2 separate regions of the Homo sapiens genome follow, and region 2 is linked to region 1. Evidence: chromatin loops called from intact Hi-C (ENCODE). Cell type or tissue: PC-9. All regions are shown on one strand.

Region 1 (8,000 bases):
ATCCTGGCTGATGTGTTTTAAACAGCCAAGCAAATTCACGTGGATCCACAGGCCCCAAGAGTATAAAAAATAATAGAGGGGTAAATATGGAAAAGCTGATTTGCTGCCCAAACTCAGGGTCAAGCACAGGTCTGAGCAGGCCACCTGTATCTTTTTAGAATTGTCTTCTCAGTGAAATGGAGCTGCTGCTACCTGCCACCTTGGAAAAACTGCTTGCTGGCCTCGTACGTGAGGGGTATGCCCAACTCACTTTGGGGAGGTTATTTCAACTTTTTACTACATCAGGACTCTGCGACCGGTGAACATCAAAAACCCAAAGAAACACGCACATCCTTGCCTGCCCTTGGTAAGCCTGGAGAGAATTTCACTGGTCAATAACAGATGATTCTGAATTTTGCCTGATTATTCTGGAGCTGACATTTTTGGGTGTCACATTTAACATGGACATTTTTGAAGCATAACTTTGATAACCACTCTTGCTGAGGCAGCTGCCTGCCCTGTTCTTGCTTCAGATTCAGTTCCTGCTGAGATCTGCGTGGAAAGAAGTATTTCCCACTATGGGGCTCACACAACTAAATGGCACCACTGAAATTCCCTGTCAAGTCCCCTGGTTAGTGTCTAATTAGTGTGTGGCTTTAGGAAGTGGGACAACACATTTACATTTTTGCAGGCTGTTACCTGAACGTGATCGCTGAATAGCGTCAGCTGTTCAAATAGTAATGCTGCATACAATGAGAAATGTGAGAGGGTGTGTGTGTGTATGTGTGTGTGTGTGTGTGTAGGAGGACACACCCCCGCCCGCTGGCTGGAGTGAGGTATCTGCAATCCTGTGTCAACAGGGGTCTAGGCTTCCTTAAGATTTAAGCAGCTAACACAGAGGTGGCTGCACTGTTTTTTTTTTTTTGTGGGGGTCGGGTCGGGGGTGGGAATGGAGTCTCGCTCTGTTGCCCAGGCTGGAGTGCAGTGGTGCGATCTCAACTCACTGCAACCTCTGCCTCCCGGGTTCAAGCGCTTCTCCTCCCTCAGTCTCCTGAGTAGCTGGGATTATGGGCACCCGCCACCATGCCCTGCTAATTTTTGTATTTTTAGTAGAGAAGGGTTTTTGCCATGTTGCCTAGGCTGGTCTCAAACCCCTGACCTCAAGTGATCTGCCCGTCTTGGCCTCCCAAAGTGCTGGGGTTACAGGTGTGAGCCACTGTGCCTGGCCAGCTGCACTTCTTACTCTCCTCCTAAGAGAAGCCCGATTTTGTTTTCAGAGTGCTCCTTGTGTGAACTGGGGTTGTGGGAAGGAGTGACATTTCCCTTCCTTTGTTCAGACGGGGTGAAGACTTAACTTACAGGTAAGGGAGGCCCTTGACTGACGTGGGGTGGGAACTGTTTCGAGCTGTCCTTATCTCTGGGCCTGTTTCCTGACCTGTGAGATGGGCCTGTTTCCTGACCCGTGAAATGAGAAGGTTGGGTGGGATCAGTTTCCCAGGCTTGCCTGTGGTGAGTAGCCCCCGGAGTGCTCATTCAAAAGCCACTCTGCTCTCCCGAATGAGAATGTTTAGGAGTGAACTCTGTCATGAGCAGGCATCCAAGTGATCCTCCCCTTCAAGGATGTTTGGGAATGGTGGTCTGCACAGTCTCTAACAGATCTTCCAACTCCAAAACTCCTGTCCCGGCTATGTCTGGAAGGCAGTGACTCCTAACTATTCCTGAGACCCAAATGGCTTTGCAAGTCTTACAACAGCTGTGGATGTTCTGTTTAGTAAAAACGTATACAGACACAGAACTTCAAATTCAGTTGCAGGGTCTGTGGCTTTTGATTAAGAATTCCTACTTTAAGGTTAACCCTTGAAAGAGAATGTAAGCATTCACTTGAGCCAGGCATGAAGCAGCTGCTCACTAAAGGTCAGTTATTATGCTATTTCTGTGTCTCAGCTTTTCTATGAAATTCTCATATTGTTGTCTCATTGTATAGGTGAGGACACTGAGGCATAGAGAGATTAACATGCATTGTAAGTTGTGGCTGAATTTGAACTCAAACAGTCTGATTCCAGAGCCAGTGTGAACTTAAAATCTGGGCTGCCTGATAAAGTGGTTATCAGTTTTGCCTACTTGAATTCATGGCACTTTCTGCTCCTAATATTTCTGGCCACTTCCCTATACCTCCTTATATTAGTCATAATTAAGTAAGCAGCTACTATGGTATGAGGCCACCACTTCTCCTGTTGTCCTTCCCAGTTTCTCCCCAACCTCCCCTTTTCCCTAGTTTATAAGACAGGAGAAAAGGGAGAAAGCAAAAAGTTGGAAAGAAACAGAAGTAAGATAAATAGCTAGACGACCTTGGCACCACCACCTGGCCCTGGTGGTTAAAATAATAATAATATTAACCCCTGACCAAAACTACTGGTGTTATCTGTAAATTCCAGATGTTGTATGAGAAAGCACTGTAAAACTTTTTGTTCTGTTAGCTGATGTATGTAGCCCCCAGTTACGTTCCTCACGCTTACTTGATCTATTATGACTTTTTCATGTAGACCCCTTAGAGTTGTAAGCCCTTAAAAGGGCCAGGAATTTCTTTTTCGGGGAGCTCGGCTCTTAAGACATGAGTCTGCCGATGCTCCTGGCCAAATAAAAAAAACTCTTCCTTCTTTAATCTGGTGTCTGAGGAGTTTTCTCTGCGACTCGTCCTGCTACACTACTATGTGCCAGGAATGCTACACACATTGTCTCATTGAAAAATGTCCTCAGAAAATGATATACAGTATTTTTTATTTTATTTTATTTTTTTTGAGATGGAGTTTCACTGTTGTGGTCCAGGCTGGAGTGCAATGGCAGGATCTCGGCTCACTGCAACCTCTGCCTCCTGGGTTCAAGCAATTCTCCTGCCTCAGCCTCCCAAGTAACTGGGATTACAGGTGCCCGTCACCACGCCCGGCTAGATATACATTATTAATATACATGTTGAGTCCTAAGTAAAGACAGGAAAAATTAGGAAGGTAAATATATCCTAAGGCTCAGAAGTTTTTTGGATTGTTGCTTCTTTGGATAATTTATATTTCATTATATTATCAGAGAACTAGAGATAGAGCAGAAACTGAAGATTTTCTAGTTCAAATATCATTCTCCTAGAGACCAGTAGAGAATAGCAATAAATAGTTATTTGTAAAGATTAATTAATTCATTCTAGAGTCTTATGAAGTCTATCAGTGGTTTTGTCCCTATTTCCAGCATTTTAATGTTGATCAGAAGTGGGCTGGCTCTCTTTGCACTGCTAGGCAGAGCTACTGTTCACTGAGCAGGTGCTTTGTGCTGGCGCTGTGCTCAAGCACTTTACGTGGATTATTTAACTTAGCCACACAACAGTATCAGAACTTCTTATTTCAGATACCCCTTTTAAGCAAAAAACTTCAAACAGAGATCTTGTCTGATTTCATGGCTGCACATTTTCCAAGTAGGAAAAACACACAATTGAGGAACATGCCCAAGGCTGCTCAGCAAGCACAGGAGAGAGAGTGGGGTGGGGAGGGAGAGATCACGTGCAAGCAAGCAAGCACTGGGGCAGAACCTGTACCCTCCTGATGATTCTCAGGCCTGTCTGGGTGGCATCACTTAGCAGGCTGGCCCAGCCAAGATCACACGCACAGCAGCAGGATTTTAAATCACAGGGGATCACATGCTCTACTGACTGAAACCAACACAAAAAAAGGTCTAGGTCCATTTCATGTGAGTGAGACCCAGAGGTGCTCCTTTGCTCAGCCCTACCTGCTGGTGCAAGTGGCTGTCCCAAAGTGCAGGCCCCACCACAGCTCCACCCTGGGACACCAGATTCCCTGCCACCATAGAGGGAGTAGCAACTGAGGTAGGGCACACCTAGGTGGGGCATCCCATATAACCTTTTCTAGGTTGGCCTTGCCCAGTGTGACGTAGCCAGCCAGGTAACACCAGATCTGAAATACCCATATGTGCAGAACCCACTGAAGGGGTGGGGTGTCTAGACCTTAAGAGTGTTGGGCTTGTTGTCAGTGGAGGGGTGGAGCAGTCTTCTTGGCCCTGACCTCACCTTAATAGAGATCCTCCCATTTTGGCCTTGGAGGTTTAATATATAGTCACGGAAGTGTACTGAAATAGTCATAAGAAGGAATGTTCTCCATACAACTTTAAAGTTGTACAGTGCTTTCTGCAGTGAAATGAATTTTTTCACGGAATGGATTTTTTTAACGAGTCTTGAAATTAACATGTGAGGAGCAGCATGACACATTACCTCGTGTGTGTGTGTGTGTGTGTGTGTGTGTGTGTGTGTGTGTGTGAGTGAAGGCCATTTGTTAAATGGAACACCTAAAAATACCATTGTTTTTGTTTTTGCGGTTGTCAGGGGCCTCAATAAATGCAAGCTGGCTCAGGAGATGCTTGACCTCAGAGGTCTGGAAAGACAGATTAGAAGTCTCAGCAGAGGACCAAACCCAGACCCCACTTCTGCAGAAGTTCTGTACCCAGGTTTCCCCACTGCAGGCATAACCAGCAGCCCCTCAAAGGCCCCAGACCAGCCAACTGTCTTTAGAAATGCAGACCCAGGATCAGCTTTGCTACCAGCCATGGAATCTTGGGTCAGTGGCCCATACTCTGAGCTGTGTTTCCACAGTGCAAGGCTGGCCGGACAGTGTTTTATTTCAGAGTTCTCCTGTCTGTGGCATCTTCAGAAGTTAAAGATTTGCTTGACCACTATAAGGTGCCCTGGGAGTGTAGACCTCCCACATCCCAGCTGCCTGGCTGGCAGTGGGTGGGGAGTAAGCAGTAGAGAGAGGACAGGTGGCCCGGAATCTAACAGCTTGCCTCTGGATTCTCCCTAGTAAGCTTGGAATGATGCTGGAGCAGCTCTGGGCCGAGGGGACCAGTCTAACGCTGGACGCAAAAGACTGGGCGCCACCTAGTCTGTTCATCAGGTATTAAATGCCCTGAGTTTTCAAAGCTCTGGTGATTCAGTAGTGGACGGGTAAGGTTCCTGCCTCTCCTGGGGCTTACCGTCCAGGGGTGGGGAGGACGTCACTATATGAAATTATCTTATTTATAGCTTAATGTCATTATTTAAAAAGGGGGAGGGAATCACTTGACGGGTGGGCAAGGTGGGGACGGGGTTGGATGGAATGGTCAAAAAAGGTCTTTCAGAGTTCTTCCAATCCTGAACTAACTCACCTGCACCCTTGGCCCAATCATTTTCACTCCCGAGGGTCTGCACTCCTCGTTTCTACATTGGTTTTCTAGGAAGAAAGGGGTTGGACCCTCCCCTCTTTAAGCTGGGTGGGGTCCGAATCCCGTGCTTCTTTCACTTCCTGAGCCGGGCTGGCTGGGTGGGAACAGGCTCCTTGCCGCCTCCCCAGCGCTGGCCACTACCACACTGCCGCCCGCCTGGGCCTCCTTTCAACCTCGTGGTGGAGCCCTGCGGTTTCCCAGCGGAGCCGGGCCCGGGGCTGCTCCCTCGCGGGCGAGGCTCACCTGTCCCGGCCCGGCCCCCTCCCGCGCCCCAGGTGGTTCAGGGCAGGGAGGAGCCGCGCCCCGCCCCGCGCGGTAGCAGCCAACGCCGGCCCCAGGCGGGTGCGCTGGGAGCCTGGGCCGGGAGCCGGGTGAGGGCGCCGAGAGGCTCGGTGGGCGCGGGCGGCGAGGTGAGCTGGGCCAGCGCAGCAGGCGGGGGCGGTGGTGGGTTCGGGACGGCTCACCCCGCGCCGGAGCGAGTGCGGGGCCGCGCGACTGCGGCGGGAGATGCGCTGCGCCCCTTCTGGGCGCGCTGGGGCAGCCAGGAGCTCGCGGGGCCGCGGGGCCGCGGGGCCGCGGGGCCGCGGCGCAGTGGCGGGGTCGGGGTCTGGTCGCTGCCTCGAGGCGAGCAGCTGCCAACATCTGGACGGGACGGGAGCAGGGGGCCGGGGCAAGGCTGGAGCGGTGTGGGTCTCTAATCGTCCAGAGCCCTGCGGGGCCAGTGACTTCGGCAGAGCCGAGGGGAGAGGAGATACTGGGGGTCAAACTGCTGGAGAGAGCGCGGAGCTGGGGCTGGGGTTCAAGGCCGATCGTGGGGCCAAGAGCGAGCGTGCCAGCTCCAGTGTTTCCCCCTGCAGCGCTTCACGCGCGACCAGCTTGGGTGCCGCCGCTTCCCTTGCCCCGGCTCTTTACTTTTGTTGTTGAATAACCTACCTTACACATTGGTTAGTTACCTGGGGCTTCTCAAAAGCCGGGTCTGGAGGCTGCTCTGACTCCAGGGGGCTTGGGTTGTGAGGCTTCAGGTCTGTATGCCCTGTGGCGTTTGGGGGGAGCTGGTGGGTGGAGGGGTGCTGTCCACCTCCCAAGGCCAGGGGATCAGAGAGTGGGAAAAGTCTAGAATGCTATTTAAATTCCAGTAACTAGCTGTGTGACCTTGGGCAAGTTACTGAACTGCTCTGAGCCTCAGTTCCCTTAAAGTAAAATAGGTATTATTAATATTATAATCATTACAACAGACTTAGGTTATATGATGTTCATGGAGTACATAGCATACTGCTTGATTTTTCCCCCTTTGTGTTGATGTGGTGATGTGTGTGTTGTGGGGTGGGGGCATTCTTTCCCACCCTGACTTGTTCATGGTTAGGCTTCCTCCAGGATGCCTTACTTGCTGACAGCATCACAGAGGCCAAGATTAGGGCTGCCAGTGCACGGGCCCTGCAGATGGAGGGGGTGTTGTCAGACTGCCCTCATCATTACCCATCGTATTTGTCAGAATTGTTTTCTTTGGGTTGGGTTTTGGTCACTTGAAAATTGCCTTATACTATGTAGAAATTGATTGGGTCACATAAATGAAAAGGTCGAGGGTTTCAGTTTAAAGCTATAGCTAGTTCCAGAGGCTCATACAAGGTTCCAGGGCTAGTTCTCTCTCTTGTATATCTTAGCTGTTTTTCTCTCTGTGTTTACTGGTTCTTAGTATGGACGATAAATAGGACTTGCACCTTCAGGCTTATCTGCTCCTTCAGAGAGAGAGACAGAGACAAAGAGGGAGAGAGAGAATCCCATCTTCTCTATCCGTATAGCAGTCTCTCTCTGTCTCTCTCTCTCTCTCTCTTTTTTTTTTTTTCTTTTGAGACAGACTCTCACTCTGTCACCCAGGCTGGAGTGCAGTGGTGTGATCTCGGCTCACTGCATGCAACCTCCACCTCCCAGGTCCAAGCGATTATCCTGCCTCAGCCTCCCAAGTAGCTGGAGTTACAGGCGCCGGCCACCACGTGGGACTAATTTTTGTATTTTTAGTGGAGATGAGGTTTCACCATGTTGGCCAGGCTGGTCTCGAACTCCTAACCTCAAGTGATCTGCCCGTCTTGGCCTCCCAAAGTGCTGGGATTATAGGAGTGAGCCACTGCACCCGGCCCCTTATAGCAATCTTATTGACATACTGGACCAAAACAGAACCAAGCCATCTCAGCAGACAGGGAGAGGTTTACACAACAGGAATGGGCACATGACCGACTGTGATTGATAGACTGGCCCACCTCTGCTGCAAGGCATGTCGGTAGGGGGCGCAATTCCCAATGAGAAGTCTGACAAAACAGGACATGTTCATTTTACTATCTCTGTCTTTGCTCACCAGCGCCTAAAGGTAGTCTGCAGTAGAATGTAGACAGCCTGAGGGCCGTATTCCATCAGTCAAGTCTTCATCTAATGCATGGAGGGCATCCTGTGTGTCCATCTTTTCATTCATTGTTTTTTGTTTATTCATTCATTCGACATATAATAAATGCTCAACATATGCCAGGGCCTCTGCCAAGGGCGAAAATGCTTGCTTTTGAGAAGCTCACAGTCTAGTTGGAAAGACAGATATGAGGATAACATCGTCTAGGACTCATCTGTCTGGGGACGTAGTGAAGACTCCCCAAAGAAACTGTAGTTGAGCTTTGAATTGAAAATGAGCTCCAGCCTGGGCAGCAGAGCAAGACTCCGTCTCAAAAAAAAAAAAAAAAAAAAGAAAATGAGAAGGGCTGGTCTAGGAGAAAAATTCTAGG
Region 2 (8,000 bases), 500 kb after region 1:
TATGTCAGAGGACCACAGCCAGAGGAAGTCTGGGTGGCATCCTGGAAAGGCCAGGATGGGACTGTAGGACAAAGGAATCACCCAGGCCCATGTGCACAGCTCTGGTGACATCCTTTGAAACCTGGTTTCTGTTCTGAGATTTCCTCTTTGATCTCTTCATTGAAAAGTCTGGTCTGAGGGAAACACAAATCCCTTGAGCTGGGTTATCATACCATCTATCCAGTTCCTCTTCCAGGCAACTTGTTTCAGGACAAAAGTGCCAGAGATGACTGCCAGCACGATGACTTCTGGGGCTTCCTGGCATGAGTGATGCTGTATCACTTGGGTATAAGCATGGCTTGGATGCTATGTCATAAGGACAAAATGTACTTTTCCTCTCCCTGCTCTGGGCTCATTGTTGTTTGCTCTCTGCCTTTCTCTCTATACACCTGTCTCTTTCTCCCTCCTTCTCCCCTGCCCTCCCTCTCTCTATTGCTCTCCCACCCAAGACATTTTTCATTCTAAAAAATGTAGCAACACATTTATTATCCCTGAGTAACTCCACAGACAATCAAGAAAATGCGTTACAGCATGATGAAGTGTCACGCACAATGAACATATAGCAAAATAAATTACCCTATAAACGAAGAAAAACATTTCACCAATGCATAGTGCAGAAATATCTGAAGGTAACAATTTACTTCAATGAACAACTATTTGGAAAAAAAACAACAGCCCTAAGTCAGAACCTGATATTTATAAAGGGTTTCAGACTTGTGCAGGGCAATTATTTAGCCAGTGAGTTTGTTAAGGTGGAAGGCAGGCTGCCAGCACCGAAGCCTACTCATCCTTCATGTCACGTGATCTTATGAGACGCCCCCCCACCCCACGTCTGGGTTGATGCCCGCTGACCTCTCATTACCCACGCGTATAACTTTAATTTGCATCTAATGCATTGTTTTGGGATTGCCATTTCATGCACCTGCACCTGTGGCTAGGTTGCAAGCTTCTTGAGGAACAGGTAGGACCTCAGCTGATTGAACTCTGCTAGCACAAGGCTCCCAGCATGATGGACAATTAATACATGATTGACAAATGCACAAATGGATAATTGATACCAACTCCAAGATCTTGATTGATTTCTGCAAGATGGCAGGGCGCAAAAACTAGTGTGTGGCTTCATGTTCTCTTGAGATCCAAGAAATATGAATCAGGCCAAGTGGTCTGCAAGAGCAATTACCATCATGGATTGTCTTTAGATGGCCTCCAGGCCAACCTCACATAGGGTGGGACTCAGCAGCAACCTTTTACAGTGAGTCCATCCACCATTATTGTAGCATTGGCTCACCTTCAAGTCTTTGCTTGTATCACTGTCTCAGTGAGGCCTCCCGTGAGCACCCATTTACAGTTGCACCTGCCCCACCCCACACCAGCACTCCTGACTCCTCTGGCTCTGTCCTCCATTTTCCTCTCTAGCTCTTATCTCCTTAATGTATTACATGATTTACTTATTCATCCTGTTTATTGTTTACTGGTTCTCTTTCCCACTAGAATGTAAACTCTTCTATGTGCTTGGCACATAGTAGGTGCTCAATAAATATGTGCTGAATGAATGTATGCTACCTTATGACACTGGCCAAGATATATAAACTGTGGCCTAAAGCAATGGGATTTTATCTATATCCTTTGGAAAACAGAGTTCTGCTGAGATACTTCTGGCTGCAGGACACTGAGAAGGAGGCCAAATAGGCAGAGTTTAAGGGCTCCTCCTTCTATGTCGCCACTTTTGCCTGTTTTTTCTTTACAGTTTTATAAAATATTTATTTTGAGAAAGGAATTCTGCTGCTCTTAATAAAACATGCCTGAAACCCGCTGATGTATAGCAAAATATATATCGCTCTGTATTTGAATAAAAATGTACCAGGGAGGATCTTTATTTGATTACCTATATTCTGAACCTTATGTAAAAGTAGAATGAGCTCTTATCTATTGCTTATCAAGGAATACCACAATTTGCCTAAGCCTTTTCTACTCAAAATGTTTGGATCCATAGACCAAAGATGATAGCATCATGTGAGAACTTGTTAGAAATGCAAAATCGGGCCGGGCGCAGTGGGTTACGCCTGTAATCCCAGCACTTTGGGAGGCCGAGGTGGGCGGAACACGATGTCAGGAGATGGAGACCATCCTGGCTAACACGGCGAAACCCCGTCTCTACTAAAAATACAAAAAATTAGCCAGGTGTGGTGGCGGGTGCCTGTAGTCCCAGCTACTTGGGAGGCTGAGGCAGGAGAATTGCGTGAACCCGGGAGGCGGAGCTTGCAGTGAGCCGAGATCACGCCACTGCACTCCAGCCTGGGCGACAGAGCGAGACTCTGTCTCAAAAAAAAAAAAAAAAAAAAAAAAAAAAGAAATGCAAAATCATAGGCCCCACTCCAGACTCACTGAGTTAGAATTTGCATTTTAACAAGATCCCCAGTTGATTCAGAGCCACCTCTAAGGACTGTGTCCTTAATGCTATAATTTCTTGCTTTTTCTAGAATGCTGTGAACCCATTGGGAAGCTAGACTTCACTGTGCTGTCTTTGTTTAGGCTGTATTTAAAGCACAGGACTGCTGAAGAAGTTGGGTAGATAGAGTGGGGGAAGATGGGGGAAGCAGTGTATGTGGACACACCACACTTGAGATAATTAAACTTGAACAGCTGACTGCATGCCTGGGACTGGATTATTTGGCTAAAGAACAGAGTGAGAGCTCAAGTAATTGAAATATACTATATTCCCTGTACTTCATTTCAGCCAATACTTTCAACATCTTCCTGTAATAAATCTTCTACCATTGCTGCTAGCAAGGGTAAAATGAATGGAGTTAAGTTTCAGCTCCTTTCTCTGCTCCTTTGCCAAGTGGAAGCACTAACAAGGGATGACCTATCTGGAAAGTAGGCAGCAGAAAAAACAAAGAGGAGAAAAAGAGGAAGGGAAGTGGAGGCTCTATACAATCCCAAAACATTGTTACCAAGCTATGGCCTCTGAAAAAGTAAGGGCTCACTGCACATTAATTTGAAAGTATGCACACATTCTGTAAGCCAAACTTTATTAATTACATTTGGAAAGAGAAGTTTGGTAAGGTAGCCAAGCTTTTACCCACAGTATACTTTTAAGTTACCTGCAATCAAATTGAAAGATACTTTAATATTTCTTGAGCAATTGCAAGACATCCTATAAATACCTTTCAGTTTCATTTTATCTTCCCTGTAACTTGGGGTTGTGGTTCTTGATGAATGATTTGGCATCTTCCTATATGACTTTGATCATATCAGTTAGCAGCGCTGTAGCAGGATACTTATGTGCCTTTGCTCTGAAACTACCCATTAAGAGATGAATAAAAAATCAACAACATTACCCACATCATTAGTTTATGTAATAAAAAGTGATTAAATACAGCTAGCTTTCAAATGCATGTAAAATAGATCTAGCTGAAAGTATAAATTTTCATAATGTGTATGTTCTGCTTGGATTGAATTACCTTAAATAACAGAAAATCACCATCCTACCTCACTGATAACAGTCAACACTGAAGTCATTACTGGATTATGACAATTTTACAAAAATGGTTGATGATGCTATAATTTACATTGCTAGTATTGTTACACTTCTAATTGGTTAAATCCTCCAAAACTGACCAATTATACCTTCAGCAAAAATAAATGAGAGCATGAACTTTTAGGTGTTGGAAGTAGAAGTGGGATATGTGAAAGAGGGTAAGATGAACTTATTAATTAAGAAATATACATGGTTAGCCGGCATGCCTATAATCCCAGCACTTTGGGAGGCCGAGGCGGATGGACCACCAGGGGTCAGGAGTTTGAGATCAGCCTGGCCAACATGGTGAAACCCCATCTCTACTAAAATACAAAATTAGCCATGCATGGTGGTGTGCACCTATAATCCCAGCTACTCGGGAGGCTGAGTATTGCTCAGCCTCAGGAGAATTGCTTGAACCTGGGAGGCGGAGGTTGCAGTGAGCCAAGTTCGCGTCACTGCACTCCAGCCTGGGCGACAGAGTAAGACTCCGACTCAAAGAAAAAAGAAAAAAAAAAAAAACCAACATGGTTTTGCACTACCAAAAGATTTGACGAGTCAAATGTGTGTGTTTACCCTCTCTGTTTTTAGAGATTAGCAGGATAATGGGCATTCCCAGCTCATGTCCGCATTCCTGGACTTCTTTGGGTGGAAGTTCTAGGAGCCAGGGTACTATGGGTTTGGAAACTTCATCTCTAGAACACCCTTCAGGTGGGTGAGTCATGGCTTATTACTAAAGCTACTTGGAAGGCCACCAAGTCTCAGGTTCCCTAATCAGCATCAGACACTTCTTTTAACATTCATGAACAGTGTTTAACAGCGTTCAACACTGGTCACGCCTCCTCATTAAAAGGTTGTGTCTGGTTCTGAGGTTTGTAATTTAATCTCTTTATGAAACACTTTTGCCATGGAATGATATGAAATTTTCACAACGAACATTTTTCAGTCTTTATCCTTACTGAGTTCTCAGCAGCACCCAAACCACTCTTCCTTGCTGGTTGTTCCTTTCTCTTTGAAACACCCTCTTGCCTTGGTTTCCATGACACTGCATTATGCTGACGTTCTTCTACTTCTATGACAAACACTTCTCTCTCTCATTTAGTGGCTCATTCTCCTCAATATGGCCATTAAGTACAGATGTTCTATAAGTTCACTGTGGCCCTCAGTCTTATCGTCCTAAACTGGTCTTCTTTGCTTCTTGCTGTATTCTCTCTCCCTAATCAATCTCATTCACTCCGAGGCTTCACTGACCATCCAGATGATGATGACCCCTAAATTATTCAGCTCAGAACTACTCTACCACCAACCTTGTCCAACTTATTAATAGTGTCTCCCACCAGGATTATTTTGATTGAACCCTCTCCAAATTGTTCTCCACACCATGGCCAGAGTGATTGTTGGAAATTCAAATCTAACTACGATGCTCCTTGCTGAATAGCTTCATATTGTTCTTAGGTGAACCCTGCCTTAACCTTAGCCTTGCCTACAAAGGTTGTAGGAACTCACCTCTGAGGACTCATCATGTCTCACCTTGTCCCCTGACGTGCCTCTGGGCTCTACCACATTGGCCTTATATTTTAGGTCTCCATGTGTTCTAGGCTCCTTCTTTCCAGAGACCTTTTTCAAATAGTTCTTCTTCCTGGAATTTCGTTTTCTCCCTTGTTGCCTTCCTATAGCAATTTTCGAGATTTTATCTTGGCTTAGTCTCTTCTCTCTGCACTTTCTCACTCAGAGGTTTAGTTTTATCAACTTCTGTGGTTCCAATAATCATTTCTGTGCGGACAATACACGTATCTACCTCTTTTTAATTTTTATATTTTTTCCCATTTAGAACCACCTGCATTTGAAGAGCTACCTCTTTTAAAGCTGCAGATAAACATCTTCAGTATGAATATTTCTATCTAAAAGTCTTATAAATGCCTTAACTTAATATTTAATATGTCTCAAAATCACCTTTTTCCTAAATCTGCTCCTCCTTGTTCTCACTGTATCGTGGTAATGCTATCAGCAGTCTTAAAGTCACTCCCTTTTTAAAATAGCATCTGCATTGAGATTCAATTCACATACCATGAAATATGTTACATTTATATTTACATGAATACAAAAACCCTTCAAAGTGTACAATTCAGTGGGTTTTGGTGGATTCAAAGAATCGTGCAATCATTACTAATGTCTAATTTTAGAACGTTATCATCATCTCACAAAGGAACCTCAAATCCATTAGCAGTCATTTCTCACCCCTCTCTCCCCCTAGTACTTGGGAGCCACTAATCTACTTTCTCTCTCTATGGATTGGCCTATGACAGACACTTCATGTAAATAGAATCAAAGAATCTGTAGCTTTTTGTGTCAGGCTTCTTTCACTTAGCACAATGTTTTCAAGGTTTGTCCATGTTGTAGCAGGAATTAGGACTTTATTCCTTTTTAAAGCTGATTAATATTCCATTCTGTGGATATACCACATTTTCTTTACCTACTCATCAGTTGATGGATATTTGAGTTGCTGCCACTTAGGGCTGTCAGGAATGATGCTGCTGTAAATATTCCCATGCAGGTTTTTGTGTGGACGCATGTTTCCCATTCTCTTGTATATCCCTGAGAGTGGAATTGCTGGGTCTTACACTAGCTCTATGTCTGACTTTTTGACGAACTGCCAAGCAGCTTTCCACAGTGGCTGTACCATTTTACATTCTCATCGGCGGTATAGGAGGGTTTCAGTTTCTATACATCTTTACCAATAAGGCCACTCACTTTTGAAGCCATAGTCATGCTTAGATGTAGAAACAAAGAAGGGGTAACGAGTTAGCTGCCTCATCTCACTTATTCAATCTCTGCAATGTCTCCTGAATCTGCCTCCTGCTTTCCATGAGCATTGGTACTGCCTTACACCATAGCTTCATTACTTTTCCTCTGGGAGACTGAGAGGTGTGCAAAACTCCTCTTGCCTCCCGTTTCTCCTTATTTTAGCTCTGCCTTTATCAAATTAATAAGAGCCAAATTAAAGCTCTGATTCTGTCACTCAAGTGGTAAAAAATTCTCAATGACTTCCCAGTGCCAATTGAATTAAGCCAGACTCCTGGATGGGCATTAGGGGCCCTCCATGGTATGGCTCTTGCCTGATGTTTTGGTCTTAACTCCATCTACTCTAGCATAAAAGTTGAGCTATTTGTAAAGCCTTATCACAATCACATCCCTAGTGGAAACCAGGTGAACTTTGTTAGTCCTTTCCTAATACTTCTATAAGCACATCCATTCGTATTACTGTAAAAGTCTTCTTTGAACAATGTGTAAGTTCTAGAGCAATACATCTAGTGGGTGCACAATAATGCGTCCAACAATTTTTTGAATGAATTTTAAAAATGTATGAGTAAGCTATTCATTTTCTTATCTCTCTCCCATATATTCATTGAATTCATTCAACACCACTCTAGGGCAGTAAAGTTCCTGAGGGACAGGACTGTGTCTCAGACATCTTTGAATCTTCATCAGGTAACACATGACCTGGCATATACTAAGTTTTCAATAAATATTTGCTGAATGAATGAATGGATGAATCAACTAATGAAAACCACACTGCACTCTGTCCTGGTCTTTGGACATGCTCTGAACTTCCCCACCACTTTGCCTTTGATAACAGTGTTCCCTCTTCCTGAAATGCCATCTCTCTCCAATAAGACCCATTTCAAAAAGCTTCCTCCATTGTGCCTTTCTTCTCACTTAGTCCAGTGAGAAACAGTCTCACTCACTACTCTTGTAGCACTTTATTAGTACCTCTCTCATGGCAAATCCTAGCCTGTCTTCCCTCACAGTCGTTTTTGAGCTCCTCTTATTCAATACTACCCAGGCCTAGCCCCTCCCTCAGTTATGATCCCCACAAGAAGAAGAAATGGATATTATTATTCCAGGCAGAATGTTTTACACATAAGTAAATAGTTAAGGACTGAATCACGGAGTAGAACACTGAGGGGAAATCTCGGAAGATACAGTAGAAGTCCTCCTTTTCCCTCCTTGAGTTTTCTCATTTCAGTATATGGCACCATTAAGCCAAAATCTGGGGATAATATTTGATTTCTCTGTTTTTCGTATCCATACATCCCATCTATTAGCAAATTTTATTGATTTACTCCAAGGTAGATCCTGAACCTGTTTTTTTTTTTTTTTTTTTTTTAGTCACCTTGGCTACTACCCTCATCCAGGCTGCCATAGCTTCTCTCCCTAACTGCTGCAACAACCTTGCAGTTGGTCTCTTTACTTTCATCCGTGCATCTATACAAAATTAAATTTATGTTAAAATGTATACATTTAAAAATACACAGCAGATTTTGGCTGTCTGTTGTACTTAGGTTAAATCCAAACTCCTGTGTGTGGCTGCCCCTCTCTTCTAGAGGTGCTTGTTCCCTCGCATTTTCCCCCTTCTCACCTCTGCAGCAACACTGGCCTG

What was found. Peaks named below come from ENCODE experiments on the same cell type or tissue, not always from the same donor. Only the 100,000 strongest peaks of a DNase experiment are listed, where the experiment ranks them.
Region 2: it touches region 1 in a loop (15-fold over the local background); 2 of 110 quality-filtered maps call a loop at or near these places.

The regions. Positions count from the first base shown.
Region 1 is chr2:149,033,157-149,041,156 of GRCh38, forward strand. LYPD6B (LY6/PLAUR domain containing 6B) reads left to right here and starts at 5,543. Exons shown (of 7, transcript NM_177964.5): 1 at 5,543-5,645. RefSeq lists enhancers at 4,613-4,672, 5,886-5,935, 5,976-6,035 and silencers at 5,296-5,635, 5,646-5,805. In PC-9, CTCF peaks have their summits at 4,916, 7,486 (motif pointing right) and 7,688; DNase peaks (open chromatin) are centred at 4,935 and 5,425; H3K4me3 peaks cover 2,520 bases; H3K27ac peaks cover 346 bases.
Region 2 is chr2:149,534,031-149,542,030 of GRCh38, forward strand. No RefSeq gene overlaps it. Among named protein-coding and RNA genes, the nearest start is that of MMADHC-DT, 49 kb to the right of the region's middle. In PC-9, no CTCF peak of the experiment used is centred here; a DNase peak (open chromatin) is centred at 4,281.